Linked DNA regions of Mus musculus: region 1 is linked to region 2. The links are chromatin loops, found by intact Hi-C in ENCODE. Cell type or tissue: left cerebral cortex. All regions are shown on one strand. Region 1 has its middle 29 kb from the start of Riok1. Region 2 overlaps Bloc1s5 (biogenesis of lysosomal organelles complex-1, subunit 5, muted).

Region 1 (8,000 bases), 560 kb after region 2:
TGGAGCACAGTCACCACCAGGCGAGTCTCATTACGGAGAAAGCAGCGACCAGGTGGGACATGTCAAATGATGCTCCTTGCTTATGAGCTACAGCAACCCGGCAGCTCAGTAGGTCTCTGTTACAGTGATGTCTTGGCCTCTTTATTGACAGATCTAAGTACATCGACTTAATAAACAACACTTAGAAAATTTTAAATGGGGGCTGGAGAGATGGCTCAGTAGTTAAGAACACTGGCTGCTCTTCTAGGGGTCCTGAGTTCAATTCCCAGCAACCACATGATAGCTCACAACCATCTGTAATGAGGGTCCATGTCCTCTTCTGGTGTGTACTCATATACATAAAATAAATAAATAAATATCTAAAAGAATTTTAAAATACAGATTATGAGCTGTAAAAATAATAGAACAGATTGTAGACTGGGAATTGGGTTTTCTTTGTTCCTGGAAAGGAGTTGTTGAGATACGGCCTCTCTATGTAGCCCTGGCTGTCCTACAATTCTCTAGGTAGACCACGCTGTCCTCAAGTCCACAGACATCCAGCCTCTGTCTCCCAAAGTCTGAGATTAAGGGCATGTACCATGGAAACTGGCAGAAGTTGAGTTTTCTTAAGTCAAACCTGCTACTCTGGCTGGATAAGACTATGGCATAAAACTAAAGTTATACCTACTTAGAAATCTGAGGTGGAAGGATTATTCAAAGCCAAGAGTTCAGGACTAACCTGGGCAACACAGTGAAACACCATCTCTTCAAAAGAGAAAAAAAAAAAAAAGTCATGGAGTTGCCTCTGTTGGCAAAGTACATAAGAAACCAAGTTCAGATCCCCAGAGAGCACCTACAAAGATGGTATAGCTGCTCACCTGTAACTCCAGAGCCAGGTTGAGGCAGCTAGGTGACAGCTGAGTCCCCAGAGCACACTATCCAGCAACTCTAACAGAATCAATTACCAAGAGAGAGAGGTGAACCAACACTCACCTCTATTCTCTCCACCCACTCGTATATAAGCACATACACACCTTCCCACACACAAATACAGGGGAAAAAAAACCCTAAGACTTTTCAGTTATAACACATGACTTCCTATAATCTGCATCAATACTAATCACTGAAAATAATGAATGTTCTATACATTTTAGACGTCTTAATGCTTCAATTTAACTATGCTACTCTGAAATGGTCACCATGTTTCAAGTCTAAGAAGACATATCAGCCTTCATTCTATATGGAACTGTGCCAGTTAGTAATAAATGAGAATAATAACCTGAAGCGAGAAGTTTGGTTTCTTTGACAAACAGAAAAATAATATAGGACTGTTTCCATTTTAGTCCCAGGTGTGGGATATGAGACTGCTTCAGACTGTCCACAGCAGCTGACTATGATTTGCCTCGTGCTCTAGCTGGGGCATGATTTTGCCAGCTGTAGATAGTTTCTACAATTTGTGACATTTGGAATTTTGAGAGGGTGTATAAATGCTAGGACCCAGAGAGATGGGTTGTTGGTTGGTTGCAGTTTGTTAAGAGTTGTGTGCAAAGAAGAAACAGAAGAAACTAGCTATCCTGATGGCAAAGATCTAACTTGCCCTAAGAAACTTGATGCCCCTAATCAGCAGAAAGTAGTCTGAGGATAATGTCACTCCCTTCCCCTTCTATTCTTTTTTTTCTCCTATCTCGTGTTCGGGAGTTGCAAGGGTGGTAAAAGGGTACAGAGGGTGGAAGAAAATGGAACCCACAAAGTAGCCAAAGAATGGCTACAAGAATCCATTTTATTTTAATGTGTATGTGTAAGTGGAGTGCATGTGTGCATACTGTTCAAATGTTCAAACAAGCATGAGTGTAGAGGCTCAAAAGGGATGTCTGAAGTCATCTTCGATTACTCTCTACCATACTCATTGAGGTAGGGTCTCTCAACTGAACCCAGAGCTCACTGCAACTGTTAGCCTAATACCCAGCTTGCCCTGGGGATCCCTGTCTCTCTAAGGTATAGTGTTTCTATAGCTGTGATAAAACATCATGATCGAAAGCAACTTGAGGAGGAAGGTATTTCAGTGTACATTTCCATGGCCCACTCCATCCTTGAGGAAAATCAGAGCAGGAACCTGGAGGCAATAACTTAAAGCAAAGCCTTGGAGGGATGCTCTTTACTGGCTTGTTCCCCATGGCTTTCTCACCTTTCTTAGAAACCCCAGGTACCCCTGGCCAGGGTGGTACCACCCACAGTAGCCTAGGCCCTTCCACATCAATCACTAATTTAAAAAGTCCCCAACAGTTTGCTACAGATCAATCTTATGAGGAGGAATTTTCTCTTTTAAGTTTCCTTCTTCCTAGATATGTCTAGCTTTTTGTCAAGTTGATGAAAAACAAATAGCATAGTTGACCCTTTGTCACCTTGACAAACCTATCACACATTAAGCCTTAACATTACCTTTCCTTTGCATTCCCCAAACCCCGTTAATATCGATATCACAATTTAAAACATTCCAATTTCTAAAAGTCCCAGTCTTTACAAAACTAAACACTTTAAAAGCTCAATCTCTTTAAAGCATTCAAAGTCTCAAGTTCAAAGCCTCTCTAAACCACCTACAGTTTCTCAACTGTGGGTTGCTGTACAATTAGAAAACAAGTTAGATACTCGTTTAAAAAACAAAGTCAGGGTATAGTTACCATCAGACCAAAGCAAACAGTCCAATGATGTGAAAGGCTCAGACTTCTGGGATCCACTCAATTTTCTGGGCTTCAAAGGATGAAGGCAGATCCACTTCTCTGGCTTTGCCATCCACAGCACACACAGCTCGTCTAGCCTTAGGCCAGCTCCACTCCACACCTGCTGCTCTTGGTGATGATCTGACAGTACTCTAAAACGTTGGGAGTTTCCACTGCAATGGAAGATCGGAGGAGGGTGCTTCACCCCTTATACCTTATAAGTCCATTATGCAGTAAAGTCAAGGCACAACTCAAGGCAGGAACTGAAGCAGAGGCCATAGAATGATACGTACTGGCTTGCTCCTCATGCCTTGCTCAAGGCTTTCTCATAGAACCCAGGATTACCAGCTCATAGGTGGCACCATTCACAGTGAATTGGGTCTCCCAACATCAATCAAGAAAATGCACTACAGGCTTGCCCATGGGCCAGTCTGGTGGGAGCATTTTTTTTTTCTTGAAAGAGGGCATTTCCTTCTTATCAAATGACTCTAGCTTGTCAAGTTCACAGAAAACTAGCCAACGGTTTCTACCTTCCATGCCTGGGATTACAGGGGAGCCATCATACCACCTGATATTTATGTAGGTTCTGGTGAATCCAAGTTCCTGTCCTCGTGCCTTAGTGGTCATCAGTTTATCCACTAAGCCATCTCCCCTGCCCCCTTTACTTGTTTTTGTAAACATTTACTGGTGCTAAATTAATTACCTGTATTGTATCTCACTTAATCCTGTCATGTAACAGATGGCATTATTCTCCAATTTCACAAGCACAAATTTCCAAATAGTCTCGACAGTCCCGATGTTCCTGCCACATGTTAAATGTGTAACTTTCCGAGGCATTATTCTCATAATAAAAAGTCATAAAAATTTTTAATAGGAATTTATTTAGCAAATGGAATAAAAGTTTCTTTTGGATTTTTTGTTTATAAAACAAGACATATAAAAAAATCATGTTTGAAGGAAGAGTGGAAGGAAACTTGGAGTCACGTTCTTTGTCCTAATAAATTTCTGAGATTTTTATTTTATGTGTATGAATGTCTGAAAGTACGTCGGTGCACTACATGCCACGCAGGGCCCGTGGAGGCGAAAAGAGGGCATTGGGTCCTCAGGAACTAGTTAGGTGGTTGTAAGCCACCAGATGGGTGTTGGGAATAGAACCTTGCTGTAGCTTGGTCTTCATGGAGGCCCCCCAACAACTGGAGGCTATCTCTAAAGCTGTTGCCTGTCTGTGGATCCCATTCCCATAACTGGGCTGCCATATCTGGCTTCAGTGGGAGTTATATGCCTAGCCCTGAAGGGTTTTGATGTGTCAGGGTTGGGGGGATACACAGGGGGAGAGAAGGGAATGGGTGGGGAGGACTGTGTGAGGGAGGAAGTGGAAAGAAGTGGGGACAGCAACTGGGACGTAAAGTGAATAATGAAAAAAAGAGAAAATTAGAAAAGTACAGAGAATTGGTTTATACAGATTTTTGAGAAAAAAGCCTATTTTTCCTATTTGTGTACATACAAAATGCCCACATAAAGAATTTACTTAAAATTATTACTGTGTGTATATTGGGGGGGGGCAGGTGTGTGTAGAGGTCAGAGGGCAATTTTTGGGAATCATCATCTCTTCCCTTCCACTGTGGGATTCAGGGATTAAACTAGGCTGTCAGGCTTGCTCAGTGTACCCAGCCCAGCATACGGGAAATAGCAGTTGACACGTAGTCAACATTAGGAACTTCCTGTTACCTCACTGACACAGCGAGTGTCTGCCCCCGTGACTGCAGCCTCTGAACCCCTCCACTCAGTCTTCCTTTGATAGGTGAGACGGGACACTGAGTCCCAGAAGTCTGAAGGACCAGCAAGCGACCACCACACTACACCGTGAATCTAGGGCCATCCAGGATCTGTTTCTGTAATTGCCATACTAAAAGTGCATTATTTCCCAGTGAAAAACCACTTCTGTTGTTGTGGCCATCCTGCCTCTGTCTCCCATGTACTGAGACTGAGGTATACGCTACCACACCTGACTTAACTCAGTTACGACTCTTGCAAAGTATATATTGAGGTGCCAGTTTGTTGGGGGCTCTAAGTAGGGACTGATGTATAAATCAAGCACTAAATGTGCCATCATCGAGTTAGTGCCTAGGGGGAAGTAAAGAGGTGAAGCCAAGTAAATGACCTCAGCTACCTGGGCCTCCTCTGCAGGATGCTCCCCCCAAATGCACAGCACCTGCTGTCAATCATGCTGGTTAAACATCAGAACTCAAGGGCATGGCTCCCTCTAGTGGAATAAAATGACTTCGAGCACAACTGACAGCATTCCCATGGCTAAACAGCAGAGTCTAAAGGCTAATGATTCATCTAATAGCAACCAGCACAGGGGATGACCTGCACTTTAAACCCAATCTCTTTAGTTCTAATAAACAAAAGAGTGAGTCCAACCTACCCCTTTGGTGTCTAAAGTCTTTTTTAAAAACACTCTCACAGAAGCAGGGGGAGGGGTTATGGGGTTTTGGGGGAGGGAAATTGGAAAAGGAAATAACATTTGAAATGTAAATGAAGAAAATATCCAATAAAAAAAGTTAAGGTAAAAAAAAAAATACTGATCTGGTTCTTTGTGAGTTGGAGACCAACAAGGAAGACACAATGAGACTCTTAGGGGGGAAAATCACATTGGTCTGATACTTTTTTAAAATAACCATTGTGGACCAGGGATGGTCTCAGTTCAGTGTTTGCACGGCCCAGGGAGCCCCGTATTTAATCCCTAGCACTGCATAAAGCAGGGTGAACACTGTTCAAGAACTGAGTCATGGGAGATTTTGAGGTCTTCTGAGAAATCTCCAAGAAGACAAGTCTTGTGACTTCAGTTTCTTCAAAAGCAAAGAATTGTCCTCGGAATGTGAGCTCCTCTCAGGTGTATCGACAAGAGCACTTACTTCAAACTACTCATTACAGCTGGCTAGTGTTGTCTATATGCCTCTAAGGAAAAACATGCTTTTGCCTCACACAGTTTGCTAAACAGAGACAGACAGACAGACAGACAGACTGATGTGTGTGCGCGCACACACACACACAGAGCTTGTTGTCTTGTGACTGTACAGTTTACTTATGTCACTCCTCCTAACCCTCAGAGCATAAAGTTGGCAATTACTGCATGAAACTTTAGTCCGCCCCGTTTATTGGCTCCATTTTCCCAGGACCTACCATCTCTGGGTAAACTACAGGCTGTGACGACACACTTGAGAAACAAAGTTATATGGATCCCAAGTTCAAGGTCATCCTTGACTGCATGGGTGTTCAAAGAGAGTTTGAAACTAGCCCGGGCTACATGAAAAAACTGCAGGTGAATGAACTTGAGACAGCGTTTTGGTAATCCTTTGGTTCAAGTCCCACTATTTACACATGAGGACTTCTTCCTCAAAGGAAAGTGACTTCCCAGTGTCACAGCTGCATATCAAAGCAAGCGAGGGAGCGTAAACCTAGATTTGTCATCGCAGCCCTCAGAAAGCCTTAACAGTGTTACATGCTAAAGCATCAGCAAGTGGACTGGGCTGCCCCATTTCCGTCCACATATGGACTGGGATGAGGTACTCATCAGTGAACTCACTTTTTCGACTGAACACTTTACGTGGTCGTCAGATAACCCTATTACAAGCCTGGGGGATGCAAACTGACCCACATCCATTCTGTCTTTCCATCCTTATAAACAAGAGGCATACATGATAGCCTCTCCTTTGCTCAGGAGACAGAGCATCTTCTGAACATTTACTGAGAGCTGACCGAACCTCAGCACAAATCAGGTGCTGGGATACAATACAAACCCCTGCCTTCTGGAGCTTACATTCCGAAGTGAGGGTGGAGGCAGACAAAACAGTCACTATACGTTAAGTGAAGGCAATCGGCAGGCTACTTTGTCCTCGGTAGAGCTATAGGAAAATAATGCAGAGGAATGACAAAGCTTGCACGTGTGAGGGACACAAGAGGACAATACCAAATCAGGAGGGGTAGACCGGCCTCTCTGAGCTGGTGACTTTATTGATTTATTTAGATAGGGTCTCACTATGTAGCCCTGGCTGGCCAGAACTCACTATGCAGACCAGTCTGGCCTTGAACAGGGACCCACCTGCCTCTGCCTCCGCAGTGTTGGGATTAAAGTAGTGGGTCACCATGACTGGACAATACTATGTTTTAAGATGAAGATAAAACTGAAAACGTGATCTACACTTTTGAACATACAAGCTCCCTAGTTTTGTCCGTAAGTGAGAGTCTGAATTTCTTACTGCACAGGGCATGTGTTCAGTTTCTTGTAGCTGTGGTAAAATACCAGCTAAAACCAGTCTAACAGTTGAAGTGCATAACTGTAGTGCAATGTGCCTTAGCTGAAAGTGGATGACGAGGAAGTAAAGCCAACCAACCAACAACGGAAGCGTTCGTTCTCACCCGTGAAGCCTGTGGTGAGAGTACATTACAGTGGGGATGAAGGGAAGCTGCCGGCATCACCGTGGCCAGGAAGCAGAGGAAAAGACCAGAATCCGACATCCCAGCAAGAACACGCCCACACACACACACACACACACACACACACACACCACACATGCCCACACACACAACACCCACACGCCCACACACACACACACACACACACACACACCACACACCCCACAACGACCTAATCCTCCAGGCCCTCACCCCACAGTTCTGCCCTTACTCAGCGATACCGCTAGCAACCTGGGGCCAAGTCTTTAACATATGGCCTTTGGGGAACATTTAGGATCTAAACCGTAACGAGGTATTTTGAATGACACCAACTTTGGCCAACTAGGCCAGCGCCAGCAAGAACAATTCTGCTTTGCCCTAGCTTTGCGTTCACATGGTAAAGTAATAAACACATAGAGCTGCCTAAGTGAACCAGAAGACCTGGAAGAGACTCAAATGTGCACAAAGATGATAACTGTGCTCTCAATATTATGGAAACTGAAGCTCCTTTTTGAACTTTAAAGCAGAAAGGAGCATGTTCCAACATACAATCAGAGTTCAGGTGGCACTCACCATAACCCGCCATCAAGCAAGCAGCTGGAAGCTGCAGTCTAAACGGAAACCCTGGGTTGCTGTATAAGAGTGTCTGGTGCAAGGATTAACACAGCCATTTGCTACATAAAATAGGAAAAGGTTCTTTAACACCTGGTAATTTTTCTCAATGTGTGTCCTGTAATTTTCTCTTTCCTACCAGTAAGTTTACTCCCCCCACGAGTCTCATCACAGTTACTGCAGTGGGCTGTGGCTTCTTGGGTTATAAACCGGAAGACTCCGTTCAAACTCACC
Region 2 (8,000 bases):
CAAACATTTATTCATGCAGCCGTTCTTCACTTTGCTGACCATGACAAATTCTACAGTTTGTTTAAAAAGGTTAGAATCTACTGCACTTAACTCAAAGAAAAATCCAAGTACTGCATATGCCAGCTCCCCAACTCCCTCGTCCTCTTCCCGCGACTAATAATGTCAGTAGGATGCTGTATACATCCTACTGTATACAATAACAAGACATCTGAAGCCAAAAGGATATCCCCTGCAGTGCCAACACATCTGGCCTCACAGTACACTCCACAGGCGATGGCCTGTGTACCCAGGAGTGCAGACCTGGGCAGCCATTTAGGCTTCTGCTGGCCAGCCTGGTTGTGTTCTTGTCATTGGCCTTGCTGGCTTCATCACTAAAGTGTTGACTTCAGACCTATGGTATTCTCCTTTGTATCTGAAACACCTGCAGTGTCTGGCTGAGGTTGACAGTCAGTGAATCATCCTTTGTGTTAATTTTGTTATTAAGACAAATACTTATAAATATACTTCAAAGGACATAATTTATTTAAATAACTGTAGAATTTTGAAATTAAGGTGGCTTCTGTAACCCAAGTTCCTACTTCATAAAAACTGAGCCAAGGCATGGAAATCAGCCGAGACATCCCAAAAATTCAGAGGCCCTGGCATGTTTCTGCTGGCATCCTCAAAATAATGGAGATGTTTTCTGTAAGTGTATTATACAAATGAAACTAAGTCCTGAAAAGAAATTTTACGTCTATGTTTTTATTATTCTGTGTTCAGTTGAAGTCAGCACTTCTTTTGACTGGCATGTAAGATAGTTGTCAGGGAACAATGGACATATGTTGGAGAGGATGTTTAAGCCCTCCAAGGTCTTGGCAAGAAGACAAGAATGGTAGGAAGAACACAGTGCTCTGCCATCCATGCCTGGGGTCAAGTCCTGCCCCTCTCTTACAAGCTATGACTGCTTGCTCTGCAGGGCTCAGTTTCCTCATAGACTGCAGAATGTGGGTTTTTATGAAAGTTAAATGAGACTTCACTTTAAAATCATCTTTCTGTGGGTGTTGATAAAAAGTGTTTATGTGGAATTAGACTAAGTAATAGTGTGATTTAATAACAAGACTTGGGCTAGAGGCAGATAGAGCTCTGACCTAAGAGGCCAGCTGAGAGGCAGAGGCAGGTCCAGGTCAGCCAGTCTATGTAAAGGTTCCTCTGGTGAACTTTGTAGAAAGTTAAAGTCTGTACTAAAAGGTTATGATTTATGGAATCTGTTTGATGTGGAAATAGAATCGTGGCTGGAGCTGACGTTGGCAATTTAAGACCTGCTAAGTGAGTGAACAAAATTTGCTAATATCAATTAATGACCTGCATGCTTTTTCTTTACCCTGACTCATTCCTTACTGGTAGGATCAGTCTTTTCAGTATTTGGGTTATGGTTCAATGAGCCAGAAAAGTAACTTTGTAGTATCAGAATGTCATCCAACTGTATATTTACTTTATTGTAAATAATGGTGAACAGTGGTCAATAAATAGTTTTATATTCCTTTAAAAAAAAAAAGTGTTTATGTGGTTGAAAGATGATAGCAAGTACAGCAGATACAATGTACTAATTCTGAAAATCGGGTTTATTTTTTTAACAATAGTTGAAATGAGTTTGCGTTCAGTTCTTTGTCCCTCAGCCTGGACTGAAGAATTGAGAAGGCTTCACAGATTTGTGTACCCCCTGCACAGGCGCCATGCTGATCGTCTCTGTCATTCTGACCCTAGTGTGCCGCTGCCCACGGGAGCACTGGGCTCAGTTCAGTCCCCTGATCTTAGATGTATTTCATCTGTATGCGGATGCGTACTTGCCTTGGTGTGTGCATATGGCCTGTGTGCATGCCGGGTGCCAAGACGTCAGAGGAGGGTGCCAGATCTTTAGAACTGGAGTCAGGAATGATTGTGAACAACTACACAGGGGCTGGGACCAGAACCTGGGTTTTTTGCAGTAGCTATGAGTGCTCTTAACATCAGAGCCATCACCCAGCCCCTGGGGTCACTTTTTAATAACTCTAGATAAAATAGGGGTTGCCTAAACAGATGTTATAAACATATTCTCCTCACCTTCTCTCCCCTCTCTCACCTTCCCTTTTTCTCTTCCCTTCTCCTCCTCTCTTGTTTTTTTGAAGACTCTCTGTACACCCTCCTCTGTAGGTCAAGCTGGACTGGAACTCACAGACATTCTCCTGCCTCTGCCTCATGAATGCTGAGATTAAAAGCATGTGCCACCATGACCAGGTTGTATAAGCATTCTTTTGGAACAGTGCTTACAAAGGGCCTGCTGAGATGGGCCTGCAGGTAAAGAAAAGACCTGCAGCTTGAGTTCCATACTCAGAACCCACAAGGTACAAGAGAACTGCTTCTTGTATCTTGAAGACCATCTCACTTAACAGTGTTGCCCTAAGGACCCAGAAATCGAATGTTGGCCGTGTTGGATTTGCTCTTTTTGACAAGTGCTCGGTCTGTTCTTTTCACACACTGACCTTCCGTGTTTCTTCTCCCAAGAGCTTACTTAGTATAGCACAGAAGTTTTCCTAAGTGTTGGCATCTGCCCCATCTCTGATTGCTGTTCACAAATATAGAAGGAAAGGCTTGGGGCTTGAGGCTGGAAAGGTGACTTAAAAGGTCTAAACTTCCCTTTCAGAGGACCCAAATTCAGTTTCCAGCACCCACATGGTGGCTCACAGCTGTCTATAACTCCAGTGTCAGGGGCCCAATTCTCTCTCCTGGTCTCTGTAGGAACCAGGCATGCATGTGGCACTCATACTAACAACATACAGGCAAAAGCTTATGCTTATGACTTAAAAGTAAATGTAAAAACAAATAATCAAAAAGGAAAGAAAGATCAGATACAGTCCAGAGACTTGGGAGTCCAGCACCGTCTACAGCGCTCACACAGAGACAGTAGCAAGCATGCCCAGCAGGGACCCTCTAACAGAGGGATCCATCTCACCGAGGAGCTACAGCAGAGCCAGCCTGCCCATCTCTGCGCTCAGGCAGAGTTCAGCTTCGGAAGAGCTGACCAGAAGCTCCGGCTCATTGTTTTGTAAACTTTTTTTCTACAAAAGGACTAAGTGCCACACGGTGGCAGCGTTTCTCAGAGTTCTCAAGCACAGCAGACTGACAGGCTCTGCCTTCGGTGTTTAAGACCAGTTGGCAGCCTTTCTCCTAACTTTAGACAGTTTCTCCCTGAATTCCAGTGAACATGGGGGGTAAAGCCTGGGATGGTGTGCAGCCTCTCTCAGGGCACGTTCCCACCCAGAGCTTGTGAAAGGCAGTGTGGCAGTTTCCTGGGGAGAGGCATTGCCCTTTAAGTCATTGTGGTACTAGCTGTAGATGAGACACCATGGTCTCTCTGAGACCCTGTGTTACTGTATTAGAATGTGCCTGGCATACCCCCTTCAGTGCCTTACTGAATACTTACCAAACACCCAGGCATCTCAGTGGGAATGTGTGTAGTTACTAGTAACAGATACATGGAAAACAGGCCTAAAAAGAGCTTATGTTTCTTGCATAGTCCTGGGGCAGATCTGGAAAGTCCAGGGCTGGCATGGTGACTCTATGATGTCAGCTGCTTCCAGCCTGTCTCCTTGGCACATAGCCCTTACACTTAAAAGTGGCTATGGAGCCTCAGTCATTATGTCTCCACTTTGTGTGGTAAAAGAGAGGGCTGGCAGGAAGCAGCAGCCAGCCTCTGTTAGAGGCATGTGACTACCCCAGTCACAGTTCGAGTGTTGGTAATATGGAATAAAAATGATGCACAAGTGTCTGTCTGTTAGTCTGTCATACCACACATGGAAAAGTAAGTGACAGAAAACCCTCACAGCCAGAAAGCTTCAATTGCAAATTCAGAATGTGTACAAGAAGACATACACACAGATCAAGAGCTGCCCTGCTTCAGAGCAGAGGCCCTGAGAGAGGACAGTACTCCAGGAACAGTTCCCTGCAGGGTTCCACAGGAGACTGCCACAGAAGGGTGACATTTGAGCAGAGAGCGGTCCTCCAAGTGTGGCAGAGATGCCGTAACACAGGACTCAGAAGGAATTGCCTTCATGGGTATGACTGTCAGGTAGTGGACATGCAGTACACTCTGTAATCCTAGAACTTGGGAGGAAGGCGGGACAGTCACTGAGTTCAAGGCCTCCATGGAATATCTAGTGAAACTTGGTCTTAGGAGATAAAATAAGTGCATTCAAGTGTGAGATGAATTGGTCCAGGAAAAATTCTTTCAAGGCAGCACCACGTAGAATCTCATAGCACCCCGACCTTTCTCCCCATGAGGCTGGTTAGCATTAGAGCGAGAGAAGGATTTACTTATTGGCCCTTTTTCTCTAATGCCATCAAGTTGCATCTCTAAGGTGAATGCTTTATGACAGTATCAATAGTTACTAACAGTGTAAGTGCCTATGGCTAGGCATTGTTTTAAGTATGTTAGATTTGTTATCCATTTCAACTTGAACTAAGAAATTAAAGTATATGTAGTTTTATGGGAGGCTACACGCCATTATCTTATTGCTGCTAGGCATTGTTCCAACAATTTTTTAGCCTGGAAGTAAGATGCGGCGTTTAATAAGCACGTGCTACTATAGCCTTTTCCTTTTGAGGTTGATGTTGATTATAGTTCTCAATCAAATATGTCAGTTTAACAAGCACTTATCAGGTGGAAGGACTCTCATGGCAGCTGTGGAAAAGGCCTCCTCAGGATGTAAGCTCGTTTTTATCACTAGTGGGCTAAGACTGCTGACTGACTTGCCTGAGCTAGGGAAACACTTCATTCAGTAGACTGCCTGCCTACTATGCGCCTGATCCCCAGGACTGCATAAAGTTGGTATCATCTCGGTAGTTAGAGACAGAGGCGGGAGGATCAAGGCAATTCTCAGCCATAAAGCAACTCCTGGACTACATGAGGCCCTTTCTCACAATAGCAACAACAATAGTAATAATAATACAGGATGGAGTGATTGCATGCTTATAATTTTAGTCCTTCAAAGATGGAGGCAGAAGGATAAGGAGTTTAAAGTCATTATCAACTTCATAGTGAGTTTGAGGCCAGCCTGGGCTCTGTGAGACCTTGTCTTAAAACACAAGAAAGAAGAGGAGGCAAGGAAGCAGGGAGGGAGAGAAGGGAAGAAAGGAGGGAGGGAGGGGGAGAGAGAGAGAACCAACCCAGAAAGAAACAAAACAAACAAACAACAAAAAAATAACAGTAACCTGCTGCAGTGATTGGCTTCGGTTATTTGACTGTATCTCAAGGAATCCTCTCACTCCCCCCCTCGGGGGGGGGGGGGTCTCCTCTGGACTGAGAAGAGCCCTCCCTGACTGGAGCTCCAGAGCTCTGCTCCCTCACTTTAGGTTAGGTGCCCTTGTTTCTGTACTGACAGAATAGTCATTCCTCACCATAAGTGCTGATGTAGTTCTCTTAAACTTGGTTCTTCCCAGTTCCAATGCCATCTCGAAACAGCAGCATTAATGGCATAGTTTTTAACAGCTTAGTCCTTTCATCATCAAATTTTGTCTCTGGAAACATGCAGCGAAACTTGGCCCAGCAGATACAAGCAACAGCAACAATAAGGCCAAATGGTAAGTAAGATAGCCTCAGAATAGCAAATGGTCAAGCTGTCCATAGCCTAAAGGCTTCCCTGACATCAGAAATGCCAGAAGTCGGGGAGCAGCAAAGGCCAAGTGCGCATGGAGACTCTGCAGGCCCCTCAAAAGCACCATCAGGCCCATTTGGATATCCTGATAGGCCATTTGGAGAAGAGCAGAGCCTAGCAGATTGCATCACAGGCCCCACCTCCACAGAGTGACACCATGGAGGCCAAGGCCGCACTGGAGAAGCAATAGAGCTGAAGACAGGAAAGAAGAAAGTTATAGGAAAAGTGTAAGTCGGAATCAGGAAAACTGTCCAGATGTTTGGATAAAATAAACTAGGAAAGAAGTGAGGTGAAAGAATTGGGGAAAATGAAAGTTCGTTTTATTTATTTATTTATTTATTTATTTTCAAGACAAGGTTTCTGTGTGTAGCTCCAGCTGTCCTAGAACAGCTCTATAGACCAGACTGGCCTCAAACTCAGAGATCGCTTGCCTTTGCATCCCAAGTGCTGGGATTAAAGACATATACCACAGCACTGCCTAGGGACAATAAAAATGTTAACATTATTTTTGAGGTGAGAATTAAACAAAGAGCCTGGGAATAAACAGTCAAAATCTATAGTCCTAAAATAAGCCTGAGAAGATTTAACCCTGACAAGAGAGGGACTAGAGAGGAAGGACGGCTTGCTGCTGCTGAGGCCAGAGGACCCCAGACTGTGACAGCAAGCCTCGGGGAAATCAAGGCGCCGAGAAGAACAAAAGAGAACTCAGGAAATTTTTCATGAAATTGCTAGTACTGAAGCTCGTGCTACCTTCTGGGAAGATTAACCTAGAGTACCCGATGCCCGAGACCAGTTCTGAAAGAAGAAAACAAACCACCTTGGACTGTATAGGGGGAGAAATCCTCTGGGCCCCCAGGCTAAATGAATAGGCTCTTTGTAAAGGGAAGAAAATCCAACTGTTGGCAGATTTGTCTGCTATGCCAGTGGGCTTTGTATCTGGCCCGTCTCTACCTTGATGTAGAGATGACAGACACACGGTTAGGGTTCTCAGGGCTCCAGGAATGGGGTTCAGATGAGCTTTTCCTCAGGGCCATTGCACATCAGAGAGTTAGACAGAAGCTTTCCTGTCAGCATGAGCATGCGCGTTGGGGCCAGAGCTGTGGTAATGGGCGTAATGGGTAAGGATGCTTGTTGCCAAGTCTGATGACCACAGTTGGATCCCTGAAGCCACATGGTGGAAGGAGAGTCCTGGCTCACTCAAGTTGTCCTCTGGGCCACACACACACACACACATACATCCCACCATGGCGTGTGTGTGTGTGTGTGTGTAGTTTTTTTGTTTTTTGGATTTTTTTTTTCGAGACAGGGTTTCTCTATGTACTCCTGACTGTCCTGGATATCTCTCTGTAGACCAGGCTGGCCTTGAACTTAGAGATCTGCCTGCCAAGTGCTGGAATTAAAAGCATGTTCCACCACACCTGACTATTGTTGTTGTTGTAATTATTATTTGTTTGTTTGTTTGTTTTTAGAGACAAGGTTTCTCTGCATAGCCCTAACTGGCTGTCCATAATATTTTTTTTTACCTGTTTAATCATAGAATTAATACTAAGCAATATAGCCAGATGTGACAGTGCAGACCAGTGCTCTCAACACAGAAGGTGGAAGCAGGCGGGTCTGTGTTTAAGGTCGGCTTCAGCCTCACAGGGAGTTTGAAGCAAGAGCTATAGAAGACCTTATCTCAAACAAACAAACAAACAAACAAGAAATAAAGAGACTGAGGTGAGACCCAGGGATAGTGCCGGTGTTGGGGCAGAGAATGAGGATAGGCGAATGTGGAGGGAGATGGGAAGGCCTGTGGAAAGGAGGCTGTCCTCCCTCTGTGAGAGCCTCCTGAGTAGTGCCTGAAACGAGAGGACACACTTTCAAGTCCCATCCTGAGGGAAAAGGACAGACTGCAGTAAAACTCAACATTCTCACCTAACACTGATATGCCGTGTGTTAGGAACAAGAAAACACTGTCCCTTTCCTTCACAGGGGGTGTTGTGCACAGTACTAGCGTTATCAGCCATGAGAAACAAATTGTGAGCTTTCAAATGTAGTCTCCTGGGCTAGAGAGATGACGCAGTGGTTGAGAGTGCCTCCTGCTCTTCCACAGGGCCTGAGTTCAGTTCCCAGCACCTCCATCATGTGCCTCTCAACCATCCATAACGCCAGCGCCAGGGGATGCAGTGCACTGTTCTGGCCTCTAGAGCTAGCCACACATGTGTGTATAGTACAAACACGCATTCATCTTAAAAATCTAGTCTCCAGCTTAGGGGTTTTGCTTTTGAAAATGTGAAGGAGCAGTGGCCATTTGGTACTAAGCATCTTAGGAATATTTTGAATTGAATC

The links. Hi-C counts contacts between places; a loop is a spot of excess contacts. Peaks named below come from ENCODE experiments on the same cell type or tissue, not always from the same donor. Only the 100,000 strongest peaks of a DNase experiment are listed, where the experiment ranks them.
Region 1: a loop joins it to region 2, with 3 times the contacts of the local background. A loop is called at or near these places in 6 of 42 quality-filtered maps.

What each region holds. Positions count from the first base shown.
Region 1 is chr13:38,061,997-38,069,996 of GRCm38, reverse strand. No RefSeq gene overlaps it. Among named protein-coding and RNA genes, the nearest start is that of Riok1, 29 kb to the right of the region's middle. In left cerebral cortex, a CTCF peak has its summit at 4,958 (motif pointing left); a DNase peak (open chromatin) is centred at 4,966.
Region 2 is chr13:38,621,290-38,629,289 of GRCm38, reverse strand. The region is part of intron 2 of Bloc1s5 (biogenesis of lysosomal organelles complex-1, subunit 5, muted); the gene reads left to right. Among named protein-coding and RNA genes, the nearest start is that of Bloc1s5, 9.8 kb to the left of the region's middle. In left cerebral cortex, a CTCF peak has its summit at 3,090 (motif pointing right); a DNase peak (open chromatin) is centred at 3,098.